2 separate regions of the Homo sapiens genome follow, and region 1 is linked to region 2. Evidence: read pairs that join two places in POLR2A ChIA-PET (ENCODE). Cell type or tissue: GM12878. All regions are shown on one strand. Each heading gives the region's core, and the rest is flanking DNA. Links, peaks and the distances in the headings are about the cores only.

Evidence for each region. Peaks named below come from ENCODE experiments on the same cell type or tissue, not always from the same donor. Only the 100,000 strongest peaks of a DNase experiment are listed, where the experiment ranks them.
Region 1: POLR2A ChIA-PET joins it to region 2 with 5 read pairs; 3 of 35 experiments call an interaction of 5 or more read pairs at or near these places.

Annotation. Positions count from the first base shown.
Region 1 is chr11:8,321,456-8,331,981 of GRCh38, reverse strand. No RefSeq gene overlaps it. Among named protein-coding and RNA genes, the nearest start is that of LMO1, 63 kb to the right of the region's middle. RefSeq lists enhancers at 2,886-3,180, 5,569-6,154. In GM12878, for the core only: a CTCF peak has its summit at 3,026 (motif pointing left); DNase peaks (open chromatin) are centred at 2,981 and 3,971; H3K27ac peaks cover 517 bases.
Region 2 is chr11:8,468,268-8,478,793 of GRCh38, reverse strand. It overlaps STK33 (serine/threonine kinase 33), which reads left to right. Exons shown (of 16, transcript NM_001352389.2): 3 at 1,511-1,544; 4 at 2,043-2,107; 5 at 3,728-4,113; 6 at 5,518-5,631. The coding sequence starts at 3,889. Among named protein-coding and RNA genes, the nearest start is that of STK33, 120 kb to the left of the region's middle. In GM12878, for the core only: no CTCF peak of the experiment used is centred there; no DNase peak of the experiment used is centred there.

The DNA.
Region 1 (10,526 bases), core at 896-8,895, 150 kb after region 2:
ACCTAAGCGGGTGGTGGGAAGGACTGTAGGAGGGTGAGCAGTGGCAAAGCCCTCAGTCTGGTAAGGAGGGCTGGCCCACAGAGAGGTCTCTCTGGGCTGAGGCATCCCTGTGCTCTCTCCCTGTGCCCTCCAGCCTCTGCTGCCCCCCCCCCCAAGCTGGCCTGGACCCTGGGGATCTGCCCCACCAGGTACCTCAGAAGGCCCCTGGCCAGAGCTGCATCATGGGAAGGCCCCATGGCCAGCAGATGGGACAGAGAGAGGTCTGGCTTTAGTAGGGACTGCTTGATCCCAAACACAGAGTGATGTGGTCCAGAATGGTCCTCAGCATGTTCTAGGTGGTCCTGTCCCACCCACTCAGGTCCTGCCTCCTTTTCTCCTGTTTTTGTAGGCAATCTGGAGATATCTCAAGCCCAGGGAAATCAATCTGCAACCTCAGAACAGGCAGGTCCCACAGAGGACAGTCACCCCCTCAGAAGGATAGCAAGTAATGACAACAAGCACAGCTAGTACTTCCTGTGTGTCAAATGTGGTTCTGAATGCTGTACACTGATGAACTCATGAATCCTCCTACCAGAACCATGATGAGATACTCTTGTTATTATTCCCATTTTGCAGATTAGAAAATTGAGGCATGGAGAGGCTGAATAACTTGGTTAAGGTCACCCAGATAGTGAATGGCAGAGTAAGAGTTCAAACCCAGCCAGCCTGGCTCCAGAGCGTTCTGGTGGTCCAGCAGATGTCCTAGACCTATATCTAGTGGCTACTAGTGCCCAGCATCCAACCTTGGTACCAGCTCCCACTCCCAATAAGGTCAGGCTGAGGTGCAGATTCCTAGACAGAGGGATTCTCCTGATAGGGGCCAGTCCTGGAGAACCTGTTGGGTCTTGAGGCCATACGCTGAAGTGTCCCATGCTCTGTGAGAGATGGGGGAATGGAGGACAGAGAGAGGGCAGTGGACACAGGGCATTGACTCAGGTTTGGGGAAGACTCCAAAGAGCATGGGGCTGACCCAGTAAACACCTGCCGTGTGCCAAGCACTGTGCCTGGCACTTCGCCCACGGTATTTCACGGAAGTCTCCCAGTAGCCCTGCAGGGTAGGAATTACTGTCTTCATTGAACTGAACTATGATGGAGACTGAGAAAGGTTAAGTAACTTGCCCAAGGTCACCCCGCTAATAAGGAGCACAGCCAGATTTCAAGTCGGCTCTATCTGGTTTTACAGGGTCCATGATGCCATGGTGCCAGAGAGGGGCGGGTGGGGAGGAGGGACGGAGGAAGAGTGGGAAGGAAGGTGAGAACTTAGATCACATACCCGAGAGAGCACCGATGGTGGCCCTTCTCCAGCTCGGCAGAGCAGGGCACGCCAGGAAGTCACACTCGGAGCTGGAGGGCACTGGGTCAGTCTGGCTCACGGCCAGATGGGGATTCTTAAGAAAGAAAAAAAAAAAAAGAAAGAAAGAATGCAAACTTTAGCAGCTGCAGATGGGGATTCTTAAGAGAAGTAGAGACCCAACCTGTGGGAGGTGGGAGGGTGGAGGCAGGAGGCAGGGGGCTGCGGGGATTGACCTCCTCACTTCTGGGTTGCCACTCGAAGCTTGCTCCGGGCAACGACCCTGCTGCTTCCCAGAGGGAAACTGTAGCCCACAGACCAGGAGAGAAGCCAAAGCACCTGCTCCACGTCCACATCACCCCAGGCTTCTAGCCCCCAGGGGCTTCATCAGTGCTTCAGTGCTCTCTCCCATCCCCCACTCCCCATGTCCCTCGTGATCCGAACTCCTAGGGCTCCGTGTCCCACAGGTCACCACTTCCTGCGTCTCGGGTTCCCACGTCCTATGGCCCGTCCTGGGAGCGGAAGGGTTACGGCTTCTGCTACTGAGTGGAGGCTGCTGTTCCCCAGCGTTAAGCAGCTTTAGTGTCTCCTACCCCAGCCCTGATTTAAAATTCATAAATGCTAATCCTTCATAATTTACGGTTTAAAAGCAGCCCCACTCACAGGCCCCGTGGCTACAGCTCTGTCAGAGTAATTATGCCGCCAAGCTGAAATTGGACTACTAACTGAGATATTAAACTGGGGGGGGGGGAAATCCTCGCGCTGGCAGCCGACCCAATTATTCCAAATAAGCAAACAGATTAGTGAGTAATTTTCCAGTTAAATTTGGTGATTGGTGCCAGAATTGTATGTTAAATATTCAGAAGTAAATAGATTAAAGATGAAATGTGCCCCCCTCCCTTTTTCCAGGCTTAATTTACTGTGTGTATTAAAATTTTTTCATGAGGAGAAAAAAAGTGAAAAATGATAATTAAAAAAAATCCAAATAAACCCCTCTGGGCCTCCTGGTGTAGCATGGCAGAGGCCAGGCCCTCCAGCCTCCTTGACTTCCTAGCGCTCCAGGGCAGGGCCAGCTACCTCCCCTGGACCCAAACTCCAACCCTCCCCAGGGGAGAGGCAAAGAGGATGTAAGATTCTGGGAACCTGGATGGGCTGGGGACCTCCCGGCCCCTGTGCGCTGGGGTTGTATTTCTTTACAAAGAGAAATCCCAAATCTATTAGCCCTAAAGTCAGACAGAGCTGAGAAAATGCAGGCAGGGGTGGAGGGAAGAGAGGCAGTTCTCGAGTGGGCACTCGAGGCCCCCGGGGTGCTGGGCTCCTCCTGGCACAGAGTGCTGCCTGGTTCTCAGTGACCAAGTGCCCAGGGCTAGGACCCAGGCCACCGGACACCAGCATGCCGTCCTGGCCTGGCTGTAGCCGCTGGTCTGCCGTCCTGGGGTGGGGGTGCTGAACAGTGGCTGTCCCCAGCACACTTGCCTGGCCAGGCTTTGCCACTGCTCACCCTCCTACAGTCCTTCCCACCTCCCGCTTAGGTTCTCTGCAGCGGCTCAGCTGCAGCAGTGCCTCTGACAGGGAGAGGCCGGTGAGTCACCTCCCCCACAAGCAAGTGTAAAAACGGAGGCCCGGAGAGGCCATTGGATTGTCCCAATTCAGGGACACAAATGAATCATCGGCTGCTCAGCCTGTGCTCTCTCTGCCGCCCCCTAGAGGACCTGGGCTTCTGGCACAGGCTCACCCTGGGCAGGTGGGCAGAGCCACACAGGAACAGGGGCAGAACAGGGAAGGAAGACTTGTGCCAGGCCAGGAGTGAGCAGAGAGGATGGGGAGGGGGTGGGGGGCACACCTAGGCCCAGCCTAGGAAGAAGATATGGGGAAAAGGGACTGCGGGTGGTGAGGGGCAGGTGAGGCCGATAGGCTCTAGGAAGGGCCTGGCACCAACCTTGGACACAGCCTCCTCCAGGGCAGCCCCTCATCCTCCCTTTGTCTCAGGGATCCCCTTCTTGTCAGTTCCAAATCACAAAGCACTGAGAATGTGGATGGAAGGGGAGATGAGAAATACGAGGAGTGGCGTCACCCTCTCCAGGGACCCCACTTCCCTGTCTTTCAGAGGCATCTCTGTGGCCCCAGCCATGCTGAGAGGACTCCCTGTCCTCTTGGGGTTGCAGAGAGCTCTCTTCTTCTCCTTTAGCCTCTGAGTGGCATGCCTGAGGGACAGGGGACGGTTCCAACCACCCCTTCCCAGCCTGGACATGCTGCACCTGTAATCCTAGGAAAGCCTCGCCCGGGCCACCAGGACAGCACCTCATGTAAACCCAAGACATGCAGGCAGGCCTCTGAGCCCACAGATCAGTCACAGGAAGATAGTGTGGGCAGACAGAAAGGGCATGTTTGTCCTGTCCTTGGTACCTGTCCAGCTCAGCCTTCTCTGAACCACTAGGCTACTGGTTCTCAAACAGGGCATATGAGAACCGCCTGAGACTCTTTCACAAAATGCATACAACCCCTACCCCCTCACACACATGTGGAATCCCCTATGGGTTATTAACCAGCTTACACAATGCAGTGAGGATTGCCACTCCTAGACTAATGACTTGCAGGTTTTAAAAAGTGGCCAAACCCTTTTTCAAAACAAATCTTTTGTATAAGCCCATTATGCAAAGCAGATAACAGCTTGGGGTAAGTGTCTTTATTTGCCACTCCCCTTCCCTTTCCCCACATTCTGAGTCATCTCAGGGGTTGGGGGAACCCCTAGAATTCTGCCAGAGAGCAGCTGCCCAGCACTAGGAAGCCAAGCCTCTAGTTTGTGGTCCCTGGATTGGTTCCTCCCAAGTAGCCTCCTTTATCAGTGGCTCCAGTGAGCCGAATGTGCTGTCGTGTCCTGGGTTGGCAAGGGATTGGAGGCAGAGCCAAGCCCATCCAAGTGCCGCTGAGGACAGCTGCTAAGGCCAGGAGGGCTGGTCCAGCTGGTGGTCAGCTATGGCCCCACTCTCTTTCTCAGAAAGTTTACAACCAACTTCTCTGAGAGTTCCCAAAAAGAGTGGCCAGTTAGGATTAGAGAGTGAATGGGCCTTAGCCTGAGATCCGTACCCTTCTAGTCATCCTTTCTGCAAGTAGAAGCCTTCCCTGGCTTCTTTCCTTTGGGACCAAAGCAACAAAGTCCTTCTCAGGCCTTCGGGAAGATGGGAAGGGGAAGAGGGGCCTGGGTCCTTGTCTTTACATCTTGGGATCCGACCAGGGTCCAGGGGACCCAAGGTATGCAGACACCTCAGGTTTTATTTTTTCTTTCTCTAGGAAAAAAGTTCCCAAATAAAACAATATTACTGAAAACATTTACTGAGCACCTGCTGTGTGTGGCCAGCATGGGGGACACGGCACTCTGACTTACTCATTGTCCCTCCCATTTGCAGACGCCCCCAGGTGTACCTGGTAACTTTTTTGACTGAGAGAAAAAGTTCCCACTTCGTTCCACAAGTGCCTGGCTCAGCTGAGTCCTGGCCTGTCCCCACCTGTCGTAGTGAACAGAGCCACATAGAAACAGGCCCTCCATTTCTGCCTCCTCACTGATCTGTTCTGGATTCACTATGAACACCATTTGACTTGGAAAACTACAGGTTATCCCTTCACTAACCTCCAGTAGTTGTTGTTGCTGGTTTTAAACTGCTTTCTATTTAAGACTTTCCAAAAGGACCAAACTTTGTTTCCCGTGAGGATTTAAACATCAGATAACAACCAAATGCATCAGAACACAGCTGGTGAACAGAGGTAGCAAGTGGCTACTGGACCAGGTGCTGTGACTCTGGAGCCGCGACTGGATTTCTTTCCGCAGAAGCCCCAGCCTTTTACTATACAATTACGGTGGGGACCAAGACCCCCATGGATGGCTGAAGAAAGCCTGTGCCATCACAGGGCAGGCTCTCTGTGCTGAGCTCCTTGCTAGACCTCTAGGGGACAATTCCCCTATGATGGGAAATTCTTGCCATAGAGAATCCACTCTGTCAGAACACAAACAGGGACACACAAATGCACATGCACTTCGTGCATGCTCATGTATGTACGTAAACAGATCCATACAGGGACACCCACAAAAGCAAACACACACAGGCACATACACATGCACACACACACACACACACGCACACACCCACACAAAATCCCCTAGACCTTTCCAAACACTTGGGCTATGGGAATGGGGCAGTGGCATGCTACTAAATCAGTTCTCCAGGTGGGGAAAAGGTCCTGGTTTACAGTGTTTGCCAATTTCCTTGATGTAAATGCCCCCACAGTGGCAGATTTTAAACAACTAATAGTTTAATAACTGACTCAAAAAATTCCTGAATATTTTCCAATTGTCTCTTATTGACTCCAACAAACTGCTGTCTTCAGGACCCCGTCCCAGGTCCGATTGCTGTAGGAGGGACCTGGTTGAGGTGGTCTGAGCAGATGGGAAAGCAAGGCGGGGTGTTGGCCTGGAGCAGGCCAAACCTGGTTGTCAGGGAGGAGGGTCGTTGAGTGCCGGGTTGCATAAGGATTCCACAAGCCCTGGGAGGCTTCAAGGGGCCTGCTTAGACTCTGAAGGGAGGAGCTACAGTCAGGTGGATGGTGTTGCTGGGCTGATGAATGACATTATCACAGCCACCCCAGGAGGATGTAGGCTCCCTATCACTGGAGGTTGGAAGCGGGGCCAGAGGACCACTCAGCTGGGATCCCAGGGAATAGTTCACAACTGCCTTCTCTTCCCCTCTCCCAGGAGCCTGCATGCAGGTCTTTTGCCCCTGAATCATACCACAGAGTAAGGAAGGGCGTGGGTTGTTCTTGGCCAACCTTCTGGAATTAGGAAACCCAGTTCCCACTGGTAAAGCCGGGCTGCCTGGCCTGCCCTCATGTGACACCAGGGACCACTTGCTGCTTGCAATGGGCTTAGCTGAGAGCCAGGCCCCCCCCTCTGTTTTCTGGCTTCTGTGCATGCCCTTTGTTGGCCTGGTGGGAGGGGCGTGGGCATCCTCTGGCTGCAGCAGCCTGGCTCTGGCTATTCTATGTCCTTACCAGGCCCATGTTCCCAAGAAGTGACCTTTCTAACATGATCCCGGGCCCCTGAACTTCCATTGCCTCGGAAGGCAAGTTCTCAGCTGAGAGGCTCACAAATAGATATATGTATGTGATGATGAGTACAGGAGTGTGGGCATGTGTGTGAAAGAAAAATAATTTTTAAAAATAGAAAAATAAGCCAGGCATGGTGGCTCACTCCTGTAATCCCAGAACTCTGGGAGGCCGAAGCAGGAGGATTGCTTGAACCCAAGAGTTTGAGACCAGCTTAAGCACAAAGTGAGACCTCTGTCTCTACAAAAAGAATACACAAATTAGCTGGGCATGATGGTGTGCACCTGTAATCCTAGCTACTCAGGAGGCTGAGGTAGGAAGACTGCTTGAGCCCAGGAGTTTGAGACTGTGGTGAGCAAAGATTGTGCCACTGCACTGTAGCCCGGGTGAGACTCTGTTTCAAAAAAAAAAAAAAAAAAAAAAACGAAAAGAAAAAAAGAAAAAAAAACAACTGTCATCTTACTGAGCACTTATTTTAACAAACAAGGCAGAATAGTACAATGATTATGAACGAAGATCTTGAAGCCAGACTACCTGGGTAGCCTGCTTCTTCCGTTTACCAGCTATATGATTTGGGGCAAGTTCTTCTTGGCTCAGAGCCTCAACTTCTCCATCTGTAAAATGGACATAAGAGTAGGACCTGTCTTATAGTGATGGGAACTAAACACACTGATATGGAAGGAAAGCACTGAGAATAGTACCTAGCACAAAGTAAGCACAATAAAAAGTGTTAGTTGCTTTTATTATTATCATTATCCAATAGCTCTGCACTACAAATTTGGAGATTTATTTAATTTAATCCTCACGATGGTACCATGAAGTTGGTGCTATTACTGTCCCCCTTTTGTAGACAAGGAGTCAGAAGTTCAGAGGTTAAATAACTTGCCCAATGTCCCACAGGGGTAAGTGGCATAGCCAAACCTCCAACTCTTAATTCCTGGAGTCACCTCACTGAAGGTCCTAACAGCAACCTAAGCCACAGGTAGGACACAATTAGTCTTTTTCAATGGGCAAATCCATAAAAACAGAGCCCACAGAGATCCATCCACCCCTGAAATCTGCAATAAATAGCAATGATAGAGCTTTCTCTTGTTTACTCCATCATGGCCACGGCAAAGGAGAAGCCAGAACAAACGGTGGGACAGCCACGAAAGGGCCTGCCTTGTTTTGCACCCCACGTGCCTCATCTGTCATCCTGCACAGATAAAAAGGCCCTTTGCCACCTAGTACCCAGGCATGAGGATATTTGGGATGGGAACCTGTCTCTGCCGGCAGGGACTCCATGTGGTTAAGACTGGGACATACATAGCTGTCTCTGATCTTATTTCAAGATGTTTTTTCCTTTAGCCATTGGTCAAAAGTTAATCCTTGACCCCATTCTAGATGGGGGCACCTCCATCTGTGTGATGTTGCTGATTGGGTGGTGGTATTTGTCACGGGCATCCATACGGGTGATCTCCAAACTGTCTTGCTTATTGTGCATGTGATTGCTAAAGTCTTCGGGGCACATGCACCCTGCATTAGAGAACACTGATCCAGTCAGGAACCATTACATAATTTTCTGAGACTGGTGCAAAATGAAAATGTGGCCCCAGGCCCAGATTTGGGAAGTCAGCCTCCCCTTTTCAGAGGCCCGTCACCACAACCCACAGCTGGTATGTGACCCCCAGGGATTACGACCTCCATGTCAGAGCTTGCTCAGTACCTGATTCTGGGATGAGGGAGAGGCCCCCATGGAGCTGACTGTGGAACACACCTTAGTTTCTCAGACCAGGGTGGATGGCTGCCACCTTGCCCCACCCTAGAAGCTGTGGGCACACACCTGGTCTTCCCTGCTTCTTTGCACGGAACACTGCCAGGGTGGAAGGTGACCGTGGAATGGGAGCCTTTCCTTGCCACTCTGACGGACCCTGCCTGGTGTGGAGGGCGGTGGCAGGCACAGCCCTAGGACAAGGAGGCTGAGGAGGCTGGGGCACTAGGTGGGAGGAATTAAGCCACTGAGAAGTCCTCCCTTCCAGGGAGGTAGTGGGAAGTAGGACTGTGCTCCAAGCCCGGGCACAGCCTCCATGTCCCATCAGGCTTCGCCACAAAACACACATTCAAAGATAAGATGATAAGAATTTCAAGCTGGCAACTGCAGGGCATGAAACTCTAAGCACGGGGCCCTTCTAGGAATGGGCCGCCACATCCAGGGCACAGCTCTCTGTTCAACAACCAAGTCCCACAGACCTGCACTCAAATGCCTCCCCTTTTCCAGGCCCCCTGAATCGTCGTTCCCCTGACCAGCTAGACGAGTCCCCCTCACTTACAGAATGAAGTCCTCACTCACTGCCCTCTGTGATGAGAGCTGGTTTCCTCCCCAGTCTCATCTGCCCCCTCCCACCCCACCCCTGTGCCCAGCCATGCCAAGAGATCTCATTGCCCTATGCCGCTCCTTTCTGCCTCTCCTCCTTTGCCTGTGCTGTCATCTGCTGAATGTCCTTCCCCACTGGCACCTGGAATGCTCCTAGTCGACCCCAAGAGTTTGTCTACTTTGCCACTAGCCTGGTGGAGTCTTTCCTGACCTCCAGGAAGAGGTGAAGATGGTTCCTTTTCTTTTGTCTCATTGCGCCTTATGCATGAACCTATTATAACACCTACTACATTTGTCCACCTATTTATTCAATATAGATTTGTGGAGCTTCTATTGTATTCGGTGTCAGCCTGGCTGACACTCTCTATTAGTCTGACTCTCTCTTGAGGGATAACCAGCCCCAGCGGTCATTGTCTGAGTTCTAGTCATCTTCATATCTTCAGAGCCTGGAGGCAAGTAATAAATATCTGTTGAATTAAAGAATGAATGAATGAATGAATATCTACTAGGGCCACCTCCAAGTCCCATATCTACTAGTATTTAGAGCCAACACATTGAACCAGTGTCTGGTTGCAAAGCCTTGCAGGCATGAAATAGGGGCCTTATTGGGGTGGGGTGGGCATTGAGGAGTAGGGTGATTGGGACAAGGCCGCAGAGGCCAGGGAGGCAACAGAAGAAAAGATGGGCAGATGCCAGAGCAGGCAGGGTCTGGAATGCCCAGGTAAGGATTTTGCACCTGACTCTGGAGGCAATGGGGGCCACTGAAGTTTTCACTGAAGGACCTTTGGCTCCTGTCGTAGGATGGGTTAAGGCAGCAGTCCCCAACATTTTGCCACCAGGGACTGGTTTCATGGAAGACCGTTTTTCCACAGATCGGGTAGGGAGTGGTGTAGGGTGGATGGTTTGGGTATGAAACTGTTTCACCTCAGATCATCAGGCATTAGATTCTCATAAGAAGTGCTCAAACGAGATCCCTCGCATGCCCATTTCACAATAGGATTCACGCTCCTATGAGACTCTAAGCTGCTGCTGATCTGACGGAGGTGGAGCTCAGGTGGTCATGCTTGCTTGCCTGTCACTCACCTCCTGCTGTGCAACCCGGTTCCTAACAAGCCGTTGACCAGTACCGGTCCGCAGCCTGGGGGTTGGGGACCTTTGGATTAGGGGATGGGGAGACAGTTCATTCATGCAGATGCTGATACAGGCGGAAGGGTAGTTTGGGCTCAGTAAGGTTCACTGCCAGGGCATGAGAGCAGCAGGGTGGGAAGCTGCAGAGAATATTCTAGACCTGAAGGATCAGTTCTTTACCACCTGCCCCCTGTCGCATTCCCACTGACTGAGAATATGTCCTTCCAAAGCCACCAAGGACCAAAGGTCATCTCTCTCCATATCACTTCCCAAGTTCTTTGGCCTTGATAAATTATTAGAAAACATAATAACACTTAGGAACCAGAGATAATGGGATGTTTGGTCATGGCTTTGAGGAGTGTTTATCTAATTTCTGATTATAATACTAGATTCATTCTCCGATTTTGGAGAAAAAGTGCATGCACATGCACACTATACAAAATATGCACCCTGTGTCACATCCACAAGGGAGCACATGCATGCAGTCTCAAAAGGACATGACACACACACACCACCCAGCTGTGTATACATGTACACACAGGGGCTGGAGAAGGGACAGGGCAGCTGTCGTCACAGTCACCACTCAGAGTGACTGTTCCTACCCACTCCTGCTAGGGT
Region 2 (10,526 bases), core at 1,231-9,230:
GCTTGGTCTGCAGAATGTCAGACAATTCGTAAGTTTTTTTTTTTTTCCCCTTTACTTGAATAAAACACATTTTGACTGAATTGACTATTTAGGTTTCTTGTAGACACAGTCTTAGCAAAGAAAACTAAAAAAATTGCTTTTGGAGAAGAAAATTATAGCTAGTTATATCTTATAAAACCATTCTTGTGTTCATTTTCTTGAGGAAATTGCTGTAAGTGTATCTTCTAGGGCCAATATGTAAAAGACCTTTTTATGATTAAATTAAAGCCCAGGGATTTTCATTATCAGAATTGTTTTATTGACTTGCCTTAGTTCTAAAAATAAAATGAAAACCTTAAGCCAAAGGAAGGCTCATGTATTAGTTAAGTACTGACATAATTTGAACTTATTTTATTTGCTTATATTATGTCCAGTACCTATGTATGTCCAATCTTTGGAGACACAAAGAAACATTATTGTATTAGAAGATTCTTTGGTTTTTGTAATACATATTTTTATATCTAAAGTCCTGTTTAAACATAATTCCATGATTCTATAGAAAAAGAGCTATTAATCTTTGTGTTTACATAAGTTTGCAATACTTGATTAATTTTAAGCCTCTAAAATATGAGTGACATCATTTGTCCTGTGAAATAGTAGATTTGTTTTAGTAACAAATCTTTCAGATCAATTCGTAAATGAGAAAGAAATAAATGTGAGTAAACATTTGTTCTATCTTGGTTTTTGTTTAAACTAAAATAATTAGAATTCAGCCAGCCAAAAAGAAGTTAAATTTGAAATCTAATTCTTGTCAAGAAATTTTGCATGCAGCTATTCAACCTGTTGTTTTAGAATTGCTGTGGTAAGAAAGTAGAACATTATTTTGGCAAATATAGCACTTGGTAGACTGGAGAGCAAAAATGAAACTTCTCAGTGAGTAATAGAAAGAAATCCTATGCTTTATGCATATAGCTACCAAGTACTTCTAAGGCAACTGATAAATTAGAAGACTGGAGCGAGAAAGTACTCAGAAGTCTGTGACAATGTCAGTGATATGATAATGACTTATTGAAAAATTGATGAAAATTAAAGGAAATGCTTTCTGAACAAAGCTAAGAAAAGAATAGCTGTTTTTAGATCCCCCAAAATCTATCTTAAAATGAAAATTTTAATATTTAAAGATTCCATTGAAAATTTGTGAATATATATATTTGTAAACCTTGAAGGATATGGTAAGTATGCTTTTAGGAGTACTGTTTATCATGAAAGAACTCAGCTGCAGTTAAATAAACCTGTACGTTACGAATACTTCTTACAATTTCTTATAAAAAGTACCATAAAATCAATATTCTTAATGTATGCAAAAAATGATGTTTTACACATCTGACATGGGACTTCTCTACACCTCAGAGAGAAAGCACTATTTTTCCCAAACAGAAAGCCTATCATTTGCAGATCTACTCCACTGCTCTGAGTCATTGATGGTTATGGGTTTTATATTTAACCTGAAATGCAAAACATTTTCTTCTAGGCCTGAAGTTAAATCATTTTGGAAAGTGATACAGGTACATTCTGAATTTTCTTTGTCTTGCTACATATTCTTGAAAAACCAGGTTAAGTGTTTATAAGAGATGTGTATGTGTGTGTGTGTGTGTGTGTGTGTGTGTGTGTGTGTATTTTGAGTGGCATCAGTTGCATTCTTTTCTTCCTCTGCCTGTCTGGAGGGCACTTTTAATGTACCTGTCCTCATACTCTCCATTATGAGTTTTAATCACAATAGAAATTTTTTTCCCACCACTTTGATGAAAGGTCATATTTATTGGGCAGACTTATCTATTCTATTTAATAATCTTATAATATACTATATACATTACCTGGGGTAAATGTAAGTACAGCATTTAGGATTTTAAAATCTATTTACAAATGAGACTGACCTGTAAATCCCCCTTTTGGGGAATACTACTATGGTCAGATTTTGGTTATTTTAAGTGAATAAAATGAACCGGATGGCTTTGCATGCTCTGAAACCATTTATATAAGAATCATCTGTTCAATAAAAGTAGGAGAGGACTCTGCTATGAAACTTCCTGAGTGAAATGATAAGTGGCATGAAGAAAAACAAAGCAAGGTAAGGGGGGAGAGGGCATGGGCTTGTTGTTTTAGATGAGGTGGTTAGGAAAGCCTTTCAAATGAGCAGAAGCCACAGTGAAGCATGGGAGCAGACCGTGTGAATGTTTGAGGGAAGAGCATCCCAGGCAGAGGAAGCAGAAGGGCAAAGCCTTGAGAAGGGAGTATACTTGGCATATTAGAGGAGCAGCAAGAGGCTACTGTATCTGAGAGAAAGGAGATATGAAAGCTGAGAGGTAGTGAAGAGTACGTTTATTTGGGACCGTATAGGCAAAATTCAACAAAATTTCTTTGTCATTTCTGTTTCTTAAGCTTACTCTTTAATTATGTTTTTCTATCTTTTAGATTTGACTGCACACTTAGTATATTTTTATCCTTTCTCCTCTGATTTTAATAAAGGTTTAAGAATATAAATTTTCTTTTAAGTGCAGCTTTGCCTGCATTCTGTTAAGCTTAATGGCCATAAGTCACATGGCTACCCCTAATCTAAAAGAGAAGCCCGGAAATGTAGGATGTTAATGAGCACATTGCTGCCCCAAAGAAGATCAGGATTCTGTTAGTAAGAAAGAATGAGAGGACAACTTTTAGGTAAACTACTAGCAATATCTTTTATAAAATCGTATGAGCCTGGCAGATTTTCCTGCCAATCACAATAGATAAGGATTTGATAAAAGCACAGCTTTCTGATTAGAAAACCAGGTATTTCTTTAATGAAATAAATATATTTAATTTCCTATTCTAGTCAAGTTTATTCCAGTTCAAAGGATAACAGTATATTGCATATATCCCCAGGTTTATCAATCTATGACTACAGAATCTACTTTTAAAGACTGTCTGAAATGGTATAGCATAAAACCATAATAATGTACTCCCAATTACTTCTGGAAGTTTCTCAAAGTACTCCTTTATATGTACTGCAGAGTGTATTTTTCTTCCTCCTCAACTGAGATCTTTCCAACTTGCCACCATGCAGCTGCCAATGGTCCTAGTTAAGTAAAATGCTGCCATACCTATTTTAGACTCAGGGAAAAATAGCACCCACTCATTTTTATTTTTGCTCAATATAAAAATGAGGATACTTATGAGGATACTTAAACTTTTAGGATTAGCTAGTTTTCTAAAAATCGAATTATTCACTCCTTTGTAAAGTATGTAATAGGAATTTGCTCTAATAATCAATAGATTAAGGTTTAAAATTTGAAACCATAGTAATGTATGTTTAACACCAATATTTTAAGCCTTTTTAAAAACCACAACCCACATTAAGAAATACATTTCATACTGTGATCAAGTACACACGCACACACACACTCTATACATATATGTCTGTCCAATTAAAAGTTTCACAGAAATTTCCAAGGAGGTATGCTAAATATTATCTCTTTGATTCTACTTTATTTTTAAAAAGTGGTATCAACCCACAAAATGGATTTCATAACCCACTACGCAGTTTGATAAGATGCTGTTTTAGACCATGCTTTTCACCAGTTTTGTGGTCCTATTTTGTCCTTTTCATGTCTATACAGGATGCTTCTAGTGCTAGTTGCTAGCTTTTCTCTGATTTCCAGGATGGTAATAGGTTAAGAATTTCTCTAAATGGTTATTTCTTTTCTTTCTGCAGCTCTCACGTGTGAATATGTGTCTAGTGCATCCTTAACCTGAGGACTTCACCAGTTCGAAATTACAGTTTTCACCATCAACTACCTTATCCTTTTTGGCCTGGTTTTCTTCCTCAAACAGTGGAAACATTTTTAAAGTTGCTTTTGTTGCAGAGTTAAACAAATGGCTGATAGTGGCTTAGATAAAAAATCCACAAAATGCCCCGACTGTTCATCTGCTTCTCAGAAAGATGTACTTTGTGTATGTTCCAGCAAAACAAGGGTTCCTCCAGTTTTGGTGGTGGAAATGTCACAGACATCAAGCATTGGTAGTGCAGAATCTTTAATTTCACTGGAGAGAAAAAAAGAAAAAAATATCAACAGAGATATAACCTCCAGGAAAGATTTGGTAAATATCAAAGATTCCACATCTAAGCACAAGTTGACATCCCGTTCCCTAATGGTACTCCTAGCTTCATCCATATCCCATGAGTTCTTGTTAGCTAATTCATTGCCTTCATAACTATTAAACATTTCTTTCTCACAGAAGAGGTGAGTAAATTTGGTTAGTAACTTGTTATATGATGTTTCAAACCACTGCCCAAATTAATTATTTCTCAGGACATGAGGTAATTAAACACGTTATACCAACTTCTTTTTTTAATGGTTTATACAGAAATGAATTGGTTTTCAAGTTGAATTAAATCTGAATTTTTGAGTATTTTCTTCAACTGATGGAGAATTAGATTTATAGTTGTGGTTAAGTAAAGGGTAGTTATGGCTTTGTTATTTAAGTTGTGGTTGTCTAGGTGGAATATCAACTATACTTTACAAAATCAGTTTGCATTAGTTACAAATAATCTATGGCTACCCAATTGTACTGATTTCGATGTATTCATCATTTTTTTTTTTTTGAATTGGAGTTTTGCTCTTGTTGCCCTGGCTGGAGTGCAATGGCACAATCTCAGCTCATCACAACCTCTGCCTCCTAGGTTCAAGTGATTTTCCTAGCTCAACCTCCTGAGTAGCTGAGATTACAGGAATGCACCACCATGCCCAGCTAATTTTTTTGTATTTTTAGTAGAGAGGGGGTTTCTCCATGTTGGTCAGGCTGGTCTTGAACTCCCGACCTCAGGTGATCCACCCACCTTGGCCTCCCAAAGTGCTGGGATTACAGGCATGAGCCACCGTGCCCAGCCATATTCATCTTTATATAGAATAGGCAGTGTGTAAGATTGTGGTTGATACAGCACAACTTTGGAGACAGAGCAATAAGCCTAAGAAAAGTCAGGTTCCCATTCCTCAAAATTTTGCCTTCTTCATATGTTCTCCCTTGACTGTTATTTCTGATTTGTATTATCATATAGTTACTGCCATATGGATGTATCTGAGTGAGTTGTTACTATGTTATTTTCACTCAAAGCATATTTTTGAGTGGCCAATAATTTACTTATAAGCTGTTTGATAATGGTTGTTAAATTGTGAAAGGAGAGTGATTGAGAAAGCTATAAAGTTGCTTTCTTTGATTTCAGAGAATCACTAGGTAAGCTTTGATGAATCTGCTATGCTGGTTATCATGTAGACTTTCCTGGATTCAGGGGATTGGATTGAATATCTTCTTAAGGTCTCCTTTAGCCTAATGAGCCAATGAATTGCATAGGGCTTAGAATTTGAAAAAGACAGTAAACAATCTTGTGCATAGTAAACATGGCACACGTTAAAGAGTTATCAGATTATCTAAATTAGGATTCTTTGTCAACAAAGAATATTACATCTTAAAGTTTTTTTTTTTTAATTTTTTTTTTGGTCCCAGCCCTCAAGAACCTCAAATGTAGAGAGAAAAGCATCTCAGCAACAATGGGGTCGGGGCAACTTTACAGAAGGAAAAGTTCCTCACATAAGGATTGAGAATGGAGCTGCTATTGAGGTATATAGAAAGCAAATGAAGCTACTGTGAACTTTCAGGTTTCTTCTAAGTCAATGGTTAATAGGAAAAATGATTGAAAAATAAATCTCTAAGGAAAGGAAGTAAAGAAAAGAGGAAATGTACCATTTTCAAGTATGTTAACATTTTTACTAAAGAAAATACAGATTAATTATCTTCTGTTTATGGAGGACCAAGTGGATTTTAATTAAAGTGGAGAACATTTTCATTAGCTAAAATGAGGATAGTTTCATCTTCAGGTCTTGGCCGTTGCTGAAAGCAATAGTGGAGTCTTTGTTTAGACCTTTTCATGATGCAGAGATGGACCAGGTAATTTTAGTTTGGCTGTTCACTTCCTTGATAGTGAGGCCAGAATCTCCCTCATGAGCTCCTCCATCTTTTCCATCCTGCGATTGGATAAATACCAATACTATTTTTCCAGGATTCAAATTATTATATAAAATAAGAATTAAATGTTAGAACAATAAAAAAATTAAAATGTGTGTTTTTAACATTAAAGAAACTGCAATAAGAACAACCACAACAAGAAGAAAATTGTGTTAATATTACCATTTAAATTGCTTTGGGGCACCACAAATTGCACCCATATAAGATGGTATACTTAATAAATGTATATGTTCTGATTGCTCAGCTGACTGACCACTCTTCATCTCTCTCCCTCTCCTTGGGCCTCCCTAGTCCCTGATACACAAAAATATTGAAATTAGGCCAATTAATAATCCTACAGTGGTTCAAGTGAAAGGGAGAGTTGCATGTCTTTCACTTTAAATCAAAAGCTAGAAATGATCAAGCCTGATGTCAAAACTTGTTTTAAAAGATATTTGGCAACTTACTTGAAATGATTAGAAAAGCTGCCTGGCCTGAAAAACTCTGACACACACACACACAAGTTTACCAAGTTTTAAATTTAGTCTTGGGCCAGGCATGATGGCTCATGCCTGTAATCTCAGCATTTTGAAAGGCTGAGGAAGGAGGATCACTTGAGGCCAAGAGTTTGAGACCAGACTGGGCAACATAGCAAAACTCCTTCTCTAAAAAAATTTTTAAAAAATTAGCAGGATATAGAGGCATTCGGCTGTAGTCCTGGCTACTGTGGGGTGCTGAGATGTGAGTATCACTTGAGCCCAGAAGTTTGAGGCTGCAGTGAGCTATGATCATACCACTGCATTCTAGCCTGGGCGACAGAGTGAGACCTTGTCTCCAAAAACAGTAAAATAAATAAATAATAAATTTAGTCTTAAGAGCTTTTATAAAAGCAAAATATGTTCATTGTGAAAAATTAGGCAAATATAAGTGTGGAGAAAATAAAAATTATCAACCAGATATAACCAATTTAAAAATTATTAACTTCACTTTTTCTATGCATGTACTAGTTTTATTTTATTTTTCTTTAACATTTTTCCTGTTTTAAATTAGAGGATATTTCAAATATATATACATATTTTAAAGAAGTAACTTTAACTTGGTATAGTTGAAGTTGAAGCTTCTATTCCCCCATAAAATATACTCATTTTAAATATTTTAAACATTTCAGAAGAGTATAAAGAAGGAAATTACAAGCATCCACAATTCTATTACCCTTACATAGCTACTATTAATATTTAGATGAACATTTTCACAGATATCCATGTAAGCACCTCCTCACACACACATTGTCATAATGAAATCATATCTTATATGCTTTTCACACTGTACACTATGTCATGGACTTCTTCTGTGTCAGTAAAAATAGATCTACATTATCATTTTAATAACATCCTTACACAATTATTAGAAATAAGAAACTGTTTTCTCCTTCATCACTATGTGTTAATATCAAAGCAGTTAGTTGAAGAAAGTGATTAGTTTGTAAAAAACTAGTTGGCCATTTCTCATTTTAGAATTCCTATTTAAACAGTATTGAATACTGTCTTCAAATTGTGGTTCTATTTAGAGAGAAAATAAAAGTTTAACTTTTAAAGAACAAGAAAAATTGGGGAAGTGGTTATGAAGAGATTATTTTGTAAATGAGAAAAGGGTAAATGACCATTTTAGTTGAGATTTAACTCACTTTACAAAATATAGGCATACTTCATCATATCATGCTTTGATTTATTGCACTCTGCAGATCTTGTGTTTTTTACAAATTTGAAGTTTTGGCAACTGTGTCAAGCAAGTCTGTTGGTGCCATTTTTCCAACAGCATGTGCTCATTTTGTGCCTTTGTGTCACATTTTGGTAATTCTCACAGTATTTCAAACTTTTTCTTCATTATTATATCTGTTGTGATCTGTGATCAGTGATTTTTGATGTTACTATTGTACTTGTTTGGGGGTGTCACAAATTGCACCCATATAAGATGGCAATAAGTGTTGTGTGCATTCTGATTGCTCCAGTGACTGACCATTCTTCCATCTCTCTCCCTCTCCTTGGCCCTTCCTAGTCCCTGAGAGACAATATTAAAATTAGGACAATTAATAACCCTGCAGTGTTTTAAGTGAAAGGAAGAGTCACATGTCTTTCACTTTAAATCGAAAGCCAGAAATGATTAAGCCTAATGAGGAGCGCATGTTGAAAGCCAAGATAGGCTGAAAGCTAGGCCTCTTGCACCATTTAACCAAGTTTTTAAAGAAAAAGAAAATTTGTTGAATGAAATTAAAAGTGCTATTCCAGTGAACACGTGAATGATAAGCAAAACAGCCTTATTGCTGATATGGAGAAAGTTTGATTTTGGAAAAGATCAAACCAAGCACAAGATTCCTTAAGCCAAAGCCTAATCCAGAGCAAGGCCCTGTTTTCAGTTTTGTGAAGGGGAGAGAAGTGAGGACATTGTAGGAGAAAAGCTTGAAGCTAGCACAGATTGGTTCAGGAGGTTTAAAGAAAGTAGCTGTCTCTATAACATAAAAGGTGGAAGCAGCAAGTGCTGATGTAGAAGCTGCAGCAAGTTATCCAGAAGATCTACCTAAGACATTGATAGAAGATGGCTACACTAAACAACAGATTTAAGCCTTAGAAGATGCTAACTAATCCTTTCATAGCTAGAGAGGAGTAATCAATGCTTGGCTTCACAGCCCCAAAGGACAGACTGACTCTCCTGTTAGTGACTAATGAAGCTGGTGACTTTAAGTTGAAGCCACTGCTCATTTATTGTTTTGAAATTCCTAGGGCCTTAAGAAGTTATGCTAAATTTGCTCTGCCTGTGCTCATTAAATAAAACAACAAAGCCTGAATGATAGCACCTTTGCTTACAGCATGGTTTACTGAAATTTTAAGCCCACATTTGAGACCTACTTCTCACAAAAATGTCTTCTTTCCAAATATTACTGCTCATTGACAATGCGCCTGGTCACCCAAGAGCTCTAATGGAGATGTACAAGATGAATGTTGTTTTCATGCCTGCTAACACAACATTCATTCTGTAGCCCATGGATCAAAGAGTGATTTCTGTTTTGTAGCCTTATTATTTAAGAGATAAATTTCATAAGGTTATATCTGCCACAGATAGTGATTCCTCTGATGGATCTGGGCAGATTAAGTTGAAAACCTTTTGGAAAGGATTCATCATTCTGGATGCCATTGAGAACATTTGTGATTCATGAGAGAAGGTCAGAATATCAACACTGATGGAGTCTGGTAAATGTTGATTCCCACCCTCATGGAAGACTTTGAAGGGTTCAAGTCTTAAGTGGATAAAGTAACTATAGATATAATGGAAACAGCAAGAGAACTAGAAGTGGAGCCTGAAGATGGGACTGACTTTTTGCAGTCTCACGATAAAACATGAATGAGTGAAGAATTGCTTCTTATGGATGAGCAAAGAAAGTGATTTCTTGAAATGGAATATACTCCTAGTGAAGATGCTGTGAATATTTTTGAAATGACAACAAAATTTAGAATATCACATAAACTTAGTTGATAAAGCAGTGGCAGGGTTTGAGAGGACTAACTTCAGTTTTGAAAGAAGTTCTGCTGTGAGTAAAATGCTATCAAACAGCATCACATGCTACAGAGAAATATTTTATGAAAGGAAGAGTCAATTGATGCACCAAACTTCATGGTTGTCTTATTTTTAGAAATTGTCACAGCCACTCCAGTCTTCAACCACCACTACCCTAATCAGTCATCAGTCATCTACATGGAGGCAGGACCCTCCACCAGCAAAAAGATTACAATTGCATTGTTATGTTTGTTCGCATTTTTTTTTGCAATGCAGCATTTTAAAATTTTGTGTACATTTTTAGACATAATGCTATTGCAGTTAATAGATTATAATATAGTGTAAACATAACTTTTATATGCTTTATTGCAATTTTTGCTTTATGGTGGTGGTCTGGAACTGAATACACAATATCTCTGAGGTATCTCTGTATACAGTTGAGAGTTGCATATAAATATAAGAATAAAATTATGTTTTGTACTATTTTATAATTAAGTTTTCTGACTTTAATTCTATTATGTGCTATTAAGTGGTATCAAGGAAGAGAGAAGAGCTAGGTTTTTTTAAGAGATACAAAAGAAACAGCACCTTTAGGAGCTTTTAGACCATCTTGGAAGAAAAAAAAATAAGCCAAAAGGTTTGTAAACAAAAAAGCAATAATATTGTTTGAGGACCAATGCATACATGGTGAAAGGAGTAAAAATAACAGAACAGACACAATTGTGTTAAACAAGGAAGCCCTTCATGAAGGAGGTGAGTAATTAGTTGGGCGTTGAATTTTCTGTTACAAAAGAAGGGAATGTAAGCATTAGAAAATACGAAGACAAGCCTCTAATTTACCTGTTGCATGGTGATATGGTTTGGTTTTGTGTCCCCACCCAAATCTCATCTTGTAGCTCCCATAATTCCCATGTGTTGTGGGAGGGACCCTATGGGAGATGATTGAATCATGGGGGCAGGTT